2 separate regions of the Homo sapiens genome follow, and region 2 is linked to region 1. Evidence: chromatin loops called from intact Hi-C (ENCODE). Cell type or tissue: PC-9. All regions are shown on one strand.

Region 1 (8,000 bases):
CTGAGCAGGTCAGACAAGAGCCACAAAGGCATCTTCCAGTATAAACCAAGTTTTCTGTGAGAGGAACACCCTGTCATGGGTTGGACACCCAGGCATTAGGCTGTCTGCCAGGATGAAGTGTCCCATGAAAGACACACTATAAACATTCATGACCAAATCCCTAGAGCCCTGGCAGGGCAGGGCTAGAGTTTTTACCCATGCTCTTGAGACAGACCTCAAGACCAAATTAGAGGAAACTACAACAGAGTCCTAGAAGGCGAAACAATCTGCCAATCTGCCACAGCTGGGGCTGGCCCCCAGGACTCCAACTCCACACATCAGCCCTGGATTCACACCTGCCAGGGAGGCAGGTGGGGGCAGGTGGGGGCAGGTGGGAACCCACTCGGGTACAGTGAATAGATGTGTGAATTCCCTCACATCCCTATGGGCTTTTTCTCAGGCTCTTCACCCATCGGTGAAGAGAACGTTTTCTCGAGATGTTGTAAATTCCCTCCCAGTCTGTGTAAAGATTTCCCTTGACACCCCCCAAAATATGATTTCTATTTTATATTGACTGTTTTCGAGCCTAAAAATGACCGAATGTAAGCGGATGCAGGAGTTAGAGGGGCGACTTCTCAAGCAAAACTAATTAGCTGCCATGCTCGGCAGACTCTCCAGACATGCAACCTCTGCAGCCTCCCTGCACTCTTGATGGATTTTGTCAGCATTAATTTTATGTCTGCCTGAACTGTCTCCCTGCATCTGGGAGGGCCCAACACCCCTTCATCAAGCTCACACTGATGTGACAGAAACGGTGGGGAGGGGAGACAGGGTAGGACTTCCTAACTCATGGGTTGAGGGGGGGCATTGCGTCTGTTTTCACAAGTTCCCACAGCGGTAGGAAGGGAAGCTTGGCCCACACTGCCTCACATTTATGAGAACTGAGCTGTGTCGAAAGCTATTCCTGCCTGCTAAAGAGCTGTTTAATCCCATAAAGATTTTAAAAAGCTAAACTACTTAATATTTATTTTTGAATAAATATTAAAGTACATTTCTGAAAATAGAAGCTGATATTTAATAAGCCCATACTGTGGGCCAGTGTCAGGGGTGTTCAAACCACAGTAACTCCATCTTGAACAGGGGCTGGGTAAAATGAGGCTGAGACCTGCTGGGCTGCATTCCCAGGAGGTTAGGCATTCTTAGTCACAGGATGAGATAGAAGGTCAGCAGAAGATACACGTCACAAAGAACCCGCTGATAAGACAGGATGCAGTAAAGAAGCCAGCCAAAACCCACCAAAACCAAGATGGGATGAAAGCAACCTCTGGTGGTCCTCACTGCTTATTATACATTAATTATAATGCATTCACCTGCTAAAGACACTCCCCCCAGCACCATGACAGTTTACAAGTGCCATGGCAATGCTAAGAAGTTACTCTATATGGTCTATGAGAAGGAGCCCTCAGTTCTGGGAAGTCCTCGCCCCTTTCTCAGAAAACTCATGAATCATCCACTCCTTGTTTAGCATATAATCAAGAAATAACTACAGAAATAGCCCACCAGTAGTCCTCGGGGGTACTCTGGACCCCCAAGAATGGAATAGCCATTCTTGTTTCTTTACTTCTCTAATAAACTTGCTTTCACTTTACTCTTTGGACTCACCCTGAATTCTTTCTTGTGCGTAATCCAAGATCCAGATCCCTTTCTGGTAACACCAGGGCCTAAGCCCTGACCTGCTATGTGTTATTTAATCCTCACAGCTATCCCATATCTTGGTTTAATTATCCCTGTTTTTCCAATGAAGAAACTGAAGTACAGATAAGTTAAGTTGCATCAGATGGATTCGAGCCAGCCCAAGCCAAGTTGTTTCTGGGTAAATGTTAAACTGGTCCTTGACAGGATCTGAGTGGAGAATGTATGTCAAAAAGAGCCTGAGACACAAATTGATACCTTTTAATCAATTCCACGTGTATCTTCATCGCTCCCATCTGATTGGTCCTGTAAACCAAAAACTATCTGAGACAGGTCTCAATCCATTCAGAGGTTTATTTTGCCAAGGTTAAGGATCATGGCCTGTGACACAACCTCAGGAGGTCCTGAGAATATGTGCCCAAGGTGGTTGGTTACAGCTTGATTTTACACATCTTAGGGAAACAGAAGTTACAGGCAGACATAACTTGGTTTGGCCTGGAAAGGCGGGACATCTTAAAGAAGGGGGCGGGGGGCGGGGCTTCCAGGTCACACGCGAATGCGAAGATTTCCTGATTGGCAATTGGTTGAAAGAGTTAAGCTCTGCCTGAAGAGTCCAAGTCAGCTGAACTAAGTAAGGGGTGGGGTGGGGTGGGGTGGGGTGGGGGGGATGGTGGGTGGAAGCCAAGGTTCTTATGTAGATGAAGCTCCAGGTAGCAGGCTTCAGAGAAAATAGATGTGAAGGTCTCTTATCAGACCTTAAAAAGTGTCAGACTCTCCTGAAAAGACCTAGTTAGGGAAGGAGATTCTCTACAGAATGTAAATTTCCCCCGCAAGAGACAGCTTTGCAGGGCCATTTCAGAATATGTTAAAGAAATATATTTTGTGGCAAAATACTTGGATTTCCTTCAGGGTCATAGGATGTTATACCAGTCAGGTTGGAATTTGGTATGTGTTGCTACAAAGAGTCTGTTTGGTCCATCTTAAGAGATCTGTTTTAACGTGAATGCCAGTCAGTTGTCTTTAAACTCCAAAGGGAGGAGAGGGTAATGAGGCTTGTCTGGATACTGCTCCCTTCTCATCATGGCCTGAACTAGTTTTTCAGTTCTGAACTAGGTTCAGGTTTTTTTGGGATCTTCTTGGCCAAGAGAGGAGTCCATTCAATCAGATGGGGGACCCCAGAATTTTATTTTTTATTTTTTGAGGCAAAGTCTGGCTCTGTCGCCCAGGCTGGAGTAGAGTGGCGCGATCTTGGCTCACTGCAACCTCCGCCTCCTGGGTTCAGGAGACTCTTCTGCCTCAGCCTCCGGAGTAGCTGGGATTACAGGCGCATGCCACCACGTCCAGCTAATTTTTGTATTTTTAATAGAGACGGGGTTTCGCCATGTTGACCAGGCTGGTCTCGAACTCCTGACCTCAAGTGATCTGCCCTCCTTGCCCTCCCAAAGTGCTAGGAGTATAGGCGTGAGCCACCGCACCCGGCCCTAGAATTTTATTTTTGGTTTACAGTACAAAAAGATCTGCAGTCAGTGTTCTCACATCTTTTTAATCATTCATATTGACTTAATCAGGTTGACAAAATCTCAGGGTTGGTCTGGGATCATTCACAAATCAGAATTACTCAGAGAAATTTTCACAGCAGTTGCAGCAGCACAAACTCTAACGCTGATTTAAATTAATAACTGTTATTAATGAACAAACTTGAAAAAGGAATTTCATATAGAACATTACATTTCTCCCTGACACTACCGTATCATAAAAATTAAAAATGATATAAACATGTTTTAAAGTCATAGTGGTAGAACCAGCCACACTACAGTGCGGCATTGTTAGAAGTTCGCTCTCAAGTTGACTCAGCTTAGTAAAGCAAATTGTTCTCTGAGATTTCAGCTTTGGTTAGTCCTCTTTGGCTGACATGAACATTATGGAGTGTTAACTGTGGTAGCAACACATAACCAAAAAGCATTCTTTTTAAAATACATCTAGAAGATCTCAATGACCTGAATAAATCAATACAATGTTCCTAGTGACAGTCTCTCTATACTGGGAAAACTTTAACCCCGCAGCTGAGGTATTATCAGTTAATGCAAAGTACGTTGCTTGAACCTGATTTCCACCCATGCAGATATCTTCGTACCTGGGAATTCTTGTAAATACCAAAATAAAATCTTTATCTTTTTTGCTAATGAGAGTAAAAGGCACGACTGTAAAATATACATCTTGATAGAAAAATATTATAAGGTTTTAATTTTCTAAATACCAAGGGTTAACATCTTACGATTACCCTTTGAAAATAGGGTATTTTGGAACATTTAAAAAGTTCTCAAAATAAGTACAAAGCTTATTCACATTTTTACTAAATCCAACACAACTTTCACAAATGGCAAAATGATTGCCTCTTCAAAGCAATGCAGCCTAGTTTTTGGTGGGTTCTGGTCACTGCTTAGCTAAGTCTTTGTTGGGCAGAGTCCTGGCTCCACAGTCTCCTTCGATGGGCTCCTTGATACACGAGGCTTCATAACATGCGCTCTTTGAAGAACCATTTCTGATGATCCGAGTTGGTGCAGTCTCGTAAGAGTGGAACGAAACTGTCACTCGACTCCTTCCTCGCAGCCTGGACACATTTCTTGGACTGTTCGTGAAATAAAGATCCATCCTACAAAAGATAACAGAATGACAGGCAAGTCATCAGAAAAGTCTCTTTTTCCTAAAGACATGTTTTAAAGAGATCAGGGTCTGATTTTTACCATTTCAGAAATATTTATTGAGGGGTAAGTGTCTTCCGTGTAACGCAGCAACTCAGGACTGTCCCGGGGACACAGCACCAGGCTTGTACAGGCTGCGTCCCGCTTGCCTCTCACAGGACCGATGGTGCCACCTGCTGGCTGCTCTGGGCATGTGTCATACCCTACATCTCCCTATTGCATTTGGCTTCCTTCAGGGAAATCAGGAACAAAGATCCTTTGTTTATCTCTTTCACTCCTCTTAGGTCAACTCATTCCGTGCAGGGTGATCTCTTTCTCTTAGGTATTTAAACAGAGTGTGGAAACTTGGCTGTAGTCCCAGCTCAGCCACAGACCAGATGGATGAGGAAGCCAGTCACTTGGCCTGAGCTACTCACCTGTCACACATCAGAGAATCAGTGGGTTATATGCCTTGTGCCAATTCCCAAACCCCAAAGACGATGGTCTTCTTTAATGACCTCCTGCTTCTCTCCTTTCTGCCAGCCCTTGCTCAATTATCTCAGCAAGTCTCTCTCTCAGGCCTGGTGTTTATCTTTTCCCTCTGCCTCTCTGTTATAAGCTGTATGCAACGAACTTAATCATGGCTGAGCAGCAAACAGGCAGAGTGAATAACAACATCAGTGAAAAACCTTTGTGATGTGCTGTTCACTAAATGGAACTTTTTTCATTCAAAAAAATCCAAACTCATGTTTTGTAGAATCCAAGAAATGACATTTCAGAGGTTTTTAGGCCTACATAAGAAAATACAAGGCTGGGCACAGTAGCTCACGCCTGTAATCGCAGCACTTTGAGAGGCTGAGGCAGGTGGATCACTTGAGGCCAAAGAGCTCAAGACCAGCCTGGCCAACATGGCAAAACTCCATCTCTACTAAAAATACAAAAAATTAGCTGGGCGTGGTGGCGGGCGCCTGTAGTCCCAGCTACTCAGGAGACTGAGACAGGAGAATCGCTTGAACCCAGGAGGCAGAGGTTGCAGTGAGCTGAGATTGCACCCCTGCACTCCAGCCTTGGTGGAGCAAGGCTCCGTCTCAAAAAAAAAAAAAAAAAAAAAAGATCCAGCCCTAAGAACTAAGCTTTCTATTATGGTCTAGTGAATATAAGTGGGGACATTTCCTTCAGAATTCACATATGTTTCTGTTCAATATATATTTGTTTTATATATATATATTTAGGGCATGACTGATGAAATATAATAAATCAAGCTGTATCCTTTTCACATATGAATCAAAGTATTAAGCGTCCTGAAGAAAGGTAAAAAATCCAATTCAGTATCCTTCTTCCCAGCCTCCTGAACAAACTTCCTTTTCCTTAAATGGTCACTGAAATTTAAGATAAAATTTTTGATATGTCAAACTGATTTTATTGTTTCTAGTGTCCACTACCATTCCTTGAGGGCTTACAATGGCTTCTGGTTGGGAGAAAGATGGGAAGAGGAGGACATTCAAGAAGATCAGAGACGTCTGGGGTGTGCAGAAGTATTTTTCCTTCTTATTTTCCTGTATTCAATAGGTAACACCATGGTGTGTGGCTTTTCTGGGCAGCCTGCAAATGTCATTGCTAGTGACAACATTTTTCTGCAGGAAAACATATTCCAGCTTTTAATCATCTTTAGAATAAACCCATTTATAAGCAGTATATTGGGAGTGAAAGCTGCCCAGGGAGATAAAAAACAATGAATTTTTTTCTTTCAAATGATTTTCTTTGGATTTATTCCCTCACATGCTTTTTAGTGAGTCAAAGGATATGATCGATTTACAAGTCCTGATGCAAGCTGACTGCAAGTGTGGTGGGGCCAGCACCCTCAGGTCTGAGGTAACCCTCAGTTTCAAATCAACTGTGACTATCCAGGGAGACTACTCTATCAGAGGTGTTTTCTTGGTTATAATACCACAAGCAACAACTAATCTCTATCGAGCTTTATAGTTTCCAAAGAATATTTCTGGCTATGCATCTAATCCTCAGTAAAGTAAGTCTGCTATTATTGCACCTTTTTTTTTTTTTTTTTTTGAGACGGAGTCTCGCTCTGTCTCCCAGGCTACAGTGCAGTGGCATGATTTCGGCTGACTGCAACCTCCGCCTTCCGGTTCAAGTGATTCTCCTGCTTCAGCCTCCCAAGTAGATGGGACTACAGGGGCATGCCACCACACCTGGCTATTTTTTTTTTTAAGTAGAGATGGGGTTTTGCCATATTGGCCAGGCTGGTCTCGAACTCCTGGCTTCGGATGATCCACCTGCCTTGGCCTCCCAAAGTGCTGGGATTACAGGCGTCAGCCACTGTGCCTGGCCTATTGTACCTATTTTAAAGCTGGGAAAAACAAGGCTTAGAGAGGTGGGGTGGCTTATATCTGGATCTAACACTTTGGCTAACATCCTTACACTTGGGCTATTTGGCTTACTCATTTAAAGCCCTTTCATCTCTGAATGCATTTGTAAGAGCTGTTTCCATGTCGGTGCCTGCAGCTCATGGGGGTGCAAGGGAAATGGAAAAGACTAAAAGGGACTGGACAATGAGGAAGGAAGGCAGTGCTAATGACACCGTGTGCCAGGGGACTCCAATCTCCTGCCATCACCGCCCCCCAGGCTCACTGGGACTGAGGTTCCAGGTCTTCCAGAGCTCCTGTCCATGCATGGCCACATCCCTGATCCTCACCAGGACTATGCCAGAGAGAACGTCTGACTCTCACACTCTCCCTTATAGCCCAGGGACTGTCAGCAGGAAGGAAGGAGAGAGTTCACCTACCTCCTGCAAGATGAACTTCTGATTCTCTGGGGCAGTTTCTTCGCAGAGATGCATGATAAGGGTATCCATTCCTGCTTCCACAGCAATGCAGCCCTCAGGCTGGTGGGTGTTATAGCGTATTTCTTTCTGGGACGTGTACTCGAAAAACTAAAAATGGGGCAGCCAACATGTAACACAACATTTTCCACTGATGTGGGAAGAGGAAAGATCGCTGGACAAGAACCTGGGATCACGAGAGCATGGGTGGGGTCATGCACCTGCGTCACCACCAACACGAGCCTGTGTGATGGGTTCCTCCGCATCCCACAGCCCTCAGTGAACCGCTACTGCAGTGCTTCATGAGCGTGGAGGAAATGGCCCTTCCCATGCCTGCCCAGCTTGCTAGACAGGGAGACAGGGCTGGTGCATGTCACCTCCTGCCTGCAGTGCTGAATGCTGTGTTGGTGTGGGATGGGAGGAAGGGAAATGGACCCATCGCAGCACTAGCTCTTGGGGGCTCTCTGTGACCTTGACTAGCTACTTCCTCTCCTTTTCCTCAGTCTCTCCTCCCAAACCCCCAATATGACAGTTCCTAGAAGATGTAAAGTGCTGTGCACAAGCAGACAATGTGACCGCTAACGGGAAGACTTGGTTCTTCCCGGACAATGGTTTTCCTACCTGAGTGTACTAGGAACTACCTACAGTGACTGTTAAAAATGCTGATTGCTGGCCCCATCCCAGAGACGGAATAAGGATTCCTTATGTGTGAGGTGGGGCCTAGGAAGCTGCATTTTCTGCATCTTTGACAAGACACCCACCCACCCCACCAGCCCCTTTCAAAAATTCTGACACAGGTGGGTGTTCTTAAG
Region 2 (8,000 bases), 310 kb before region 1:
ATCCTTTTAGTACCTTTAAAAATTTTTTCCTGTACCCTCTTGATAGACCTTTCAGTATCTTCTGAACCATGTGAATTAGGAAAAAAAATTAAGTTTGAAAAATATATTAGTTTGGAAGTCACAAATTGAGCACATGCATCCACCTCTCCACTACACCATGGATCCATGGGGATAAAATATATTTTTTAAAGAGTGAAATCAGATCAGTGCTGGAAAGCAAGACAGGGTGCCAGCAGATGAGAAAGTCTGAGAAAATACTGGAAGCTAGAAAGTAGATGGGATTGGCTGGGTGCGGTGGCTCACACTTGTAATCCCAGCACTTTGGGAAGCCAAGATGGGCGGATCACCTGAGGTCAGGAGTTCAAGACCAGCCTGGCCAACATGGTGAAACCCCATCTCTGCGAAAAATACAAAATTAGGTGTGGTGGCGCATGCCTATAATCCCAGCTACTTGGGAGGCTGAGGCATGAGAATTGCTTGAACCCAGGAGGCGGAGGTTGCAGTGAGCCCAGATGGTGCCACTGCACTCTAGCCTGGGCAACACAGCAAGACTCTGTCTCAAAAAAAAAAAAAAAAAAGAAAAGAAAAGAAAAGAAAAAGTAGATGGGATCAGATCAACTGAGAAAGTACAAAGGTAAACCACAGCCCCAAACACCAGTACCAAGAACTTTCCTTCTCAAGGGAGCCCTAGAGAAACCCCAAACTCAGAAACAAGAGACAGAAAGCAAGAGTAGACCATAGGATAACCATCAGAGTAACTGAGCAAAGAGCTGCATTCACAGTGGCTGGGACATTCGGGGCCCCTCCCTTCTCCCTTCCCCTGCTCAACATATGCTCAACCCGTAAAGGAACAACTAGTGGTAATTTTGCCCTTTGGGTACCTAGGACCCAATCATTATTCTTAAAAAATGTGGGTGATCTATCCAGGAAGGGATCCTAATATAGGTGTCTAAAGTCAAGAGAGAAGCAGAACAAGAACAGGGTTGGAAGTCTATGTAGGCCTCCCCAACAAATATATATGGCAAGTTTGGGTTGAGAGGGTGTATTACTCCATTCTCACGCTGCTAATAAAGACATACCCGAGACTGGGTAACTTATAAAGAAAAGAGATTTAAATGACTCACAGTTTAGCATGGCTGGGGAGGCCTCAGAAAACTTACAATCATGGCGGAAGGGGAAGAAAATACGTCCTTCCTCACCTGGTGGCAAGAGAGAAAATGAGTGCTAAGTGAAGGGGGAAGCCCCTGTAACTATCAGGTCTCATGAGAACTCACTCACTATCACGAGAACAGCACCGAGGGAAACCGCCCCCATGATTCAATTACCTCCAACCAGGTACCTCCCAGGACACGAGGGGATTATGGGATTACAATTCAAGATGAGATCTGGGTGGAGACATAAAGCCAAACCATATCAGAAGGCATGGAGGGGTGGTAGAAAGTCCTCTGTCCAAAAGGAAATTATAGCTAAATACTCCAGTCCGTTATTTAAATACCTCCTTACCTTGGCAGGCGTGGGCATCCCAGGCTGCCTGCTGCAATCTAGAGGTGAGCCTGCTGACAATATGGCCCAGCCACTCAAGGGGACCTGAACTGGCCCTCCCCTTCCAGGGAGACGCCTCTTGTGAAAGCAGGCCACACCAGCTATCCATACAGATTAATCTAATCCTTCATTTAGGAAAGTCGACGGAGAGCCATGGAGCCCCAAATATTTGAGGAAAACCAATAGCACAACCAAGTTGAACAAACATGAGTAAACACAACGTCATCCTGGAAAAAAAAAACAAGATGAAGTAGGTAATGTTAAAGATAAAACCCTAATTAGTATCTCTGGAGAGATGTGAGAGAATGAAATCTCCAAAACAAGAGCCAGCTGCCGTAAAAAAGGAGCCATCGGAGAACAAGAAATAATTTCTAGAAATGTAAAATAAGGGTCAAAATTTTAAAAATTCAGCAAACAGGAATAATAGAATGGCCAAGACCAAAAGCCAGAGCAGTTGTGTGGAAGTCAATGAAATCTCCAGAAATACAGAAAAAAGTCAGCATAGTAAAAACTAAAAGTCTAGAAACAGGAAAGCTCCAGGAGGCTAGCATCCATCAATTCAGTAGGAGTTTCAGAAGGTAAGAAAAAAAATCAGAGAGGTGGTGGGGGATAAAGTCAAAGACATAATAGAAAGTTTCCCTGAGCTGGGAAAAAATACAAGTCCTCAGATTGAAAGAGGCCACTAAGTACCAAGCAGGATAAATGAAAACAAAACCCATACCTAGATATTTTTAGAAATTTCAGAACCCCAAGAAGAATGAGAAAGGCTTAAAAGCTTGAATATTAGAAATGAGAATTTAATTAATTTCAGACTTCCCATCAGAAATGCTTTAAAAATCATGCCTTTAAAACTCCAGTGGAGGCTGGGTATGGTGGCTCAAGTCTATAATCCCAGCACTTTGGGAGGCCAAGGCAGGCAGGTCACTTAATGTCAGGAGCTCGAGACCAGCCTGAGCAACATGGTGAAACCCCATCTCTACTGAAAATACAAAAATTAGCCAGGTGTGGTACCACGTGCTTGTAATCCCAGCTACCCAGGAGGCTGAGGCAGAAGAATCACTTGAACCTGGGAAGTGAAGGTTGCAGTTAGCTGAGACTGCACCACTGCACTGCAGCCTGGGTGACAGAGTGAGACTGTCTCAGAAAAGAAAAAAGAAAAAAAACTCCAATGGAATATGAATTTGAGCTGAAATTATACTCCAGCAATGCAAGGAAAGTTTATCACGTGTGCACTCGAATGTAAAAATTACTCACGGAAGTACTTGTGCAAAACAAAGGGAATGAAAGAATGAGATTTCAAAAAAATGAGACTGAAGCAAATAAAAAACAATGATACCTGAATAAAAGTGAGGAAAGTAAAAACTACATTAAAAGACCAAGATTTGAATGTTGACAGCTGTGTGGCTGGTATTAAATACATGGAATATTCTTTCTTTCTCTATAGATTTTATCACACTTTTTTCTGCAGTGATTAATATTTGTATAACCACAATATGGTAAATGCTATTTTTATTTGGTTTAAGTATTCAAGCCTAGAAGACTTGGCTGTAGTTCCAGAACAGAATGTAAATGTTATGGGAGGCCGAGATGGGTGGATCATTTGAGGTCAGGAGTTCAAGACCAGCCTGGCCAACATGGTGAAACCCTGTCTCTACTAAAAATACAAAAATTAGCCCGGCGTGGTGGTGGGCTCCTGTAATCAGCTACTCGGGAGGCTGAGGCAGGAGAATTGCTTGAGCCTGGGAGGCGGAGGGTGCAGTGAGCCGAGATTGTGCCACTGCACTCCAGCCTGGCAACAGAGTGAGACCCTGTCTCAAAAAAGGAAAAGAAAAAAAAGAATGTAAAAGTTTTGTTATAAGCCATGAAAGTGGGAAGAATGGTGATCATATATATTGACGTGGAAGAACAAACACTATGTAAAGAAGCAAATGTAAGCTGCAGACTAACATGGTTAATATGACCTCATATATATATGTGCCATATATATGAGCATACAGATAAATAACAGTTATATATAAACATACAGATATATAACATTTACATATATAAACATGACAGATGTATAACATTTATATATAAACATACAGATATATAACATTTTTATATAGAGTCATATTATCCATATTGTTCTCTATTTATATATATAAATGTTATATATCTATATGTTTTATAACTATATGCATTTTTATGTGCATAGCAAAACACCTGGAAAACTTTCATTCACTTTTTACTTTCTACACTTCTGTAGCTTTTGAAACTTTACAACCATGAATAATTGTTATAATTAAAAATGTTAAATAATAGAATACTAGCTTGAAGATTTACCACATTTTTAGCTGGCGTAGGAGATATTGCTTTTGGTAAGGCCTCAAGAAAAACAGTCATTGATTTTGGTATGGCCTCAAGAAAAATAGTCTGATTGAGAACTACATTTAGTAGAACTCAATCTAAAACTAGGTAGAAACCTCAACTCTTTTCTAATATGAAAACAAAACAAACAAACCAAAACACTCCCGCAGACCAGAGACCAAAGAAAGATCAACACTGCCACCTATTGAGGATTTATTGGAGAACAGGCTAAGTTGAGTTTTTTTTAAATTGTGATTTTTAAACAGATTTTGAGATATTTTGAGATCTGCACAGACCTGAAATCTGGGTTATCTTCCACCAGGCACACGGATTCTTAGCCATAGAAGTAAGGAATCAGGAGCATACTGAGGGATGCTTGGGAAGGTATGAGTGACAGTTTAAGAAACAGACTCTGTTCAGCCTAGTAAAGAGCCTACCCAAAGGGACTTGGTCTCAGTTTCTTACTTGCTGTGCTACAGGACAAAGGCTGGGAGTGTGGGACCCTGGCAGACGAGTGGGGAGGAGATATGGGCCAACATATGTCACTCTGCTAGAAAGAATGTTTTAATTGTTACTTTCCAAAAATAAGATAATGTTCTGTGAAAACAGTGAAGGCACCCTGCTCACTGAATATATGTCAATAGAGAAGCACTGTGACCCTCCATCCTGGAAGTTACAGAAGAACATCAGCATTTCTGAGGAAGTTAGATTACAGTTAGATTATCTGCATGCACTCGTGTATTCAACCAAATACTTATTGATGCCCACTCTATGTTAAGTACTATGCAGGGCCCCTTCCACCCAGAGTCACAGATCCCATTCGACTGGCTTTTGGAATGACTCAAACATAGCCATGGCATGAGATAGTCCAGGAGGAATCAAGCTATATATTTGGTGAGCCATCCTAAACTCAGCCTGTATTTGGCAAGCACCGAATGTCTGTATCAAACTTAACCATGCTTAGGACACATTCTTTAAAAAGGTAGGCAGTGGCCGGGCGTGGTGGCTCACGCCTGTAATCCCAGCAGTTTAGGAGGCCGAGGCGGGCGGATCACAAGGTCAGGAGTTCGAGACCAGCCTGGCCAACATGGTGAAACCCCATCTCTACTAAAAATACAAAAATTAGCCGGGCGTGGTGGCAGGCGCCTGTAATCCCAGCTACTCAGGAGGCTGAGGCAGGAGAATCACTTTAACCTGGAAGGCAGAAGTTGCAGTGAGCCGAGATCTCACCACTGTACTCTGGCCTGGGTGAAAGAGTGAAACTCTGTCTCAAAAACAAACAAACAAATAAACAAACAAAAAACATAGGCAATGCGATCTGATGAACCAAACTCTTGTTCATTTTTAAAGGTTGACAATGAGACACCATCTCACACCAGTCAGAATGGCTCTTATTAAAAGTCAAAAAATAATAGATGGTGGGGAGGCTGCAGAGAAAAGGGAATCCTTGCACACTGCTGCTGGAAATATAAAGTTCCACCACTGTGGAAAGCAGTTTGGAGGTTTCTCAAAGAGCTTAAAACAGAACTACCATTCAACCCAGCAGTTCCATTACTCAGATACCCAAGGGAAAATACATTGTTCTATCAAAAAGATGCTCACATGTTTATTGCAGCACTATTCACAATAGCAAAGACATGGAATCAACCTAGGTGCCCATCCACGGTGGATTGGATAAAGAAAATGTGGTACATATACACCATGGAATACTATACGATCATAAAAAACCAAAATCATGTTCTTCGCAGCAACATGGATGCAGCTGGAGGCCATTAACCTAAGCGAACTAACACAGAAACAGAAAACCAAATATGGCATGTTCTCACTTTATAAGCTAAACACGGGGTACACATGGACACAAAAATGGGAACAACCGACACTGGGGACTGCTGCACGGGGCAGGTAGGAGGGAACAGGGGCTGAAAAACTATGCATTGGGTCTATGCTCACTACCTGAGTGACAGAATCAATCATACCCCAAACCTCAGCATCATGCAATATAACCATGTAAAAAAATCTGCACATGTACACCCTGAATCTAAAATAAAAGTTGAAATGTTTTTAAAAATCACATAAAAAGGAACTTGAGAGAATAAACAAATGAATAAAGGTTGAAAATATGAACATCCCAATATGATCAAAACAGATTTCATTCAATCATTGGTTAAAAAAAAAAGTAAGAACTATATGAGAATCACAAAATAATAGAGCTGGAAAGACTTCCAAAATGACCTGTATCACTCTGCTCATAAGCTGGGCTGGTCTAAATTGCTGTGAATAAGAATTCTGGTTTTCATTTGGGAGAACAGTACAAGAAAAGAAATATAAAGAGATGAATAATATGTACAGGATTTATTATACAGTCAATGTGCCATAAAGAGAATGCAAAATTGAGAATAAGTATCAAGAATGTAAAAATATTCTTTCACTTTACGTAATTCAAATCAGAAGATCCCAAACTTCCATCTTACTAAAAGGTGCTGGGTTCTGACTAAGGAGAGCTCATTGTTTTAAAAAGAATGCCATCAAATATGAGAAAAATATAAACCAATAAAAAAAATGGAAGTAGTTGATGGAATAAATAAACGGAATAGCAAGGGGAGGCCAGAAATTGGTGGGGCAGTAAGAAATCCCTTTATAAAAAAACTTGTAGGCCTTGCATTTGGGGAGCCCCAGGATGAAGGACTCTCCTTATTGATGAAGTAAATATCCATCTCCATAGCGACATTCTGTTAGATTGGTTCATATTCATTTGGGATTCCTTTAATTGAATATTCGTTCATTCAACAAGCTCCTCTTAGTGCGTGCTCTGAGCCAAGCCCTGGACTAGGCAAGAGCTTCACAGAAATGAATCAGACAGAGTCCCTGTTCTCCAGGCATTCATAGCTAGTTGCAGCAGCAAGCCTTGGAACAACACAGAGACGTAAAATTAATACAAGGGCTTAGAGGGAGGCATGTGTACGAAATGATGCGGCATTGGAAACAGAGTGTGGTGGGAGCCATTTAGGGAAGACCCCTAAAAATTTTGACAAAGCACCCCAAACATGCCAGACTCCCGGAGCATCCAAGGACCCAGCAGAGTTAGCACCAAAAATAAGCACTCAAACTATTTTGTTAATTTTCACGTTAGGTGCTTGGACAGGAAAATACACAGAAACCGTCTGCTTCTCTCAAGGGAAGAGAGGGAGAGCAAGAGTCCTAACTCCCTAAGGGGATTAAAACAGGAACGATGTGCAATGAAATGAGGTAAGTGATTTGGAAATGCAGCAGGGGATCAATGATTTGCCAGCAGGCAGGATGCGCAACAATAGTGGAGGAAATGCCTTCCGACCTGAGCCTTGGGGTTGATTCAAGTTAGCAAGGCAGAGGAGAGGGAAAAATGCAGTTCCAGCGAAGGGCGGAGCCTAGCAGAAAGGCAGGAAGCAGGGTGCGTCGGGACATGCAGCATGGCGGACAGATGAAGGAAGTATGGTGGGTGGCAAGAATGGTAAGGTGAGACCCGGTGCAGTGGCTCACGCCTGTAATCCCAGCACTTTGGGAGGCTGACGCGGACGGATCACCTGAGCTCAGGAGTTCGAGACTAGCCTGGGCTACACGCTGAAACCCCGTATCTACTAAAAAATACAAAAATTAGCCTGGGGTGCTGGCTGGTGCCTGTAGTCCCAGCTACTCGAGATGCTGATGGGCGAGAATCACTTGAACCCGGGAAAGTCGAGGTTGCCCGGAGCTGTGATCGCACCACTGCTCTCCAGCCTGGGTGACAGAGAGTCCCTGTTTAAAGAAAAAACAAAAAACAAACAACAACAACAAAAACTGGCAAAGGCGAGTTTTACTTTTTTTTCCTTTAACAGACGTATTGAGATATAGTTTACACACCATAAAATTTCCCCATTTCATGTGCACAATGTTTAGTAAATTTACGGAGTTCTGAATCCATCACCAAAATCAAGCTTTGAAACATTCTGTCACCAGTAGAAGGTCGTAACTGCAAGTTGTCCAGATTCCTGGCGTTTTGAACAGAGTTGAACAAAACGCCCAGCAAAGCAAAGAAAGAATGAAGCAACAAAAGAAGGAAAGCAGGGATGTATTGAAAACAAAAGTACACTCCA

Evidence for each region. Hi-C counts contacts between places; a loop is a spot of excess contacts. Peaks named below come from ENCODE experiments on the same cell type or tissue, not always from the same donor. Only the 100,000 strongest peaks of a DNase experiment are listed, where the experiment ranks them.
Region 2: a loop joins it to region 1, with 4 times the contacts of the local background. A loop is called at or near these places in 2 of 110 quality-filtered maps.

What each region holds. Positions count from the first base shown.
Region 1 is chr9:98,845,276-98,853,275 of GRCh38, reverse strand. GALNT12 (polypeptide N-acetylgalactosaminyltransferase 12) reads right to left here. Exons shown (of 10, transcript NM_024642.5): 9 at 7,153-7,299; 10 at 3,195-4,324. The coding sequence ends at 4,184. Among named protein-coding and RNA genes, the nearest start is that of GALNT12, 42 kb to the right of the region's middle. RefSeq lists an enhancer at 4,335-4,629. In PC-9, CTCF peaks have their summits at 4,340 and 4,543 (motif pointing left); a DNase peak (open chromatin) is centred at 4,735; H3K27ac peaks cover 1,812 bases.
Region 2 is chr9:99,159,079-99,167,078 of GRCh38, reverse strand. No RefSeq gene overlaps it. Among named protein-coding and RNA genes, the nearest start is that of TGFBR1, 58 kb to the right of the region's middle. In PC-9, a CTCF peak has its summit at 4,086; no DNase peak of the experiment used is centred here.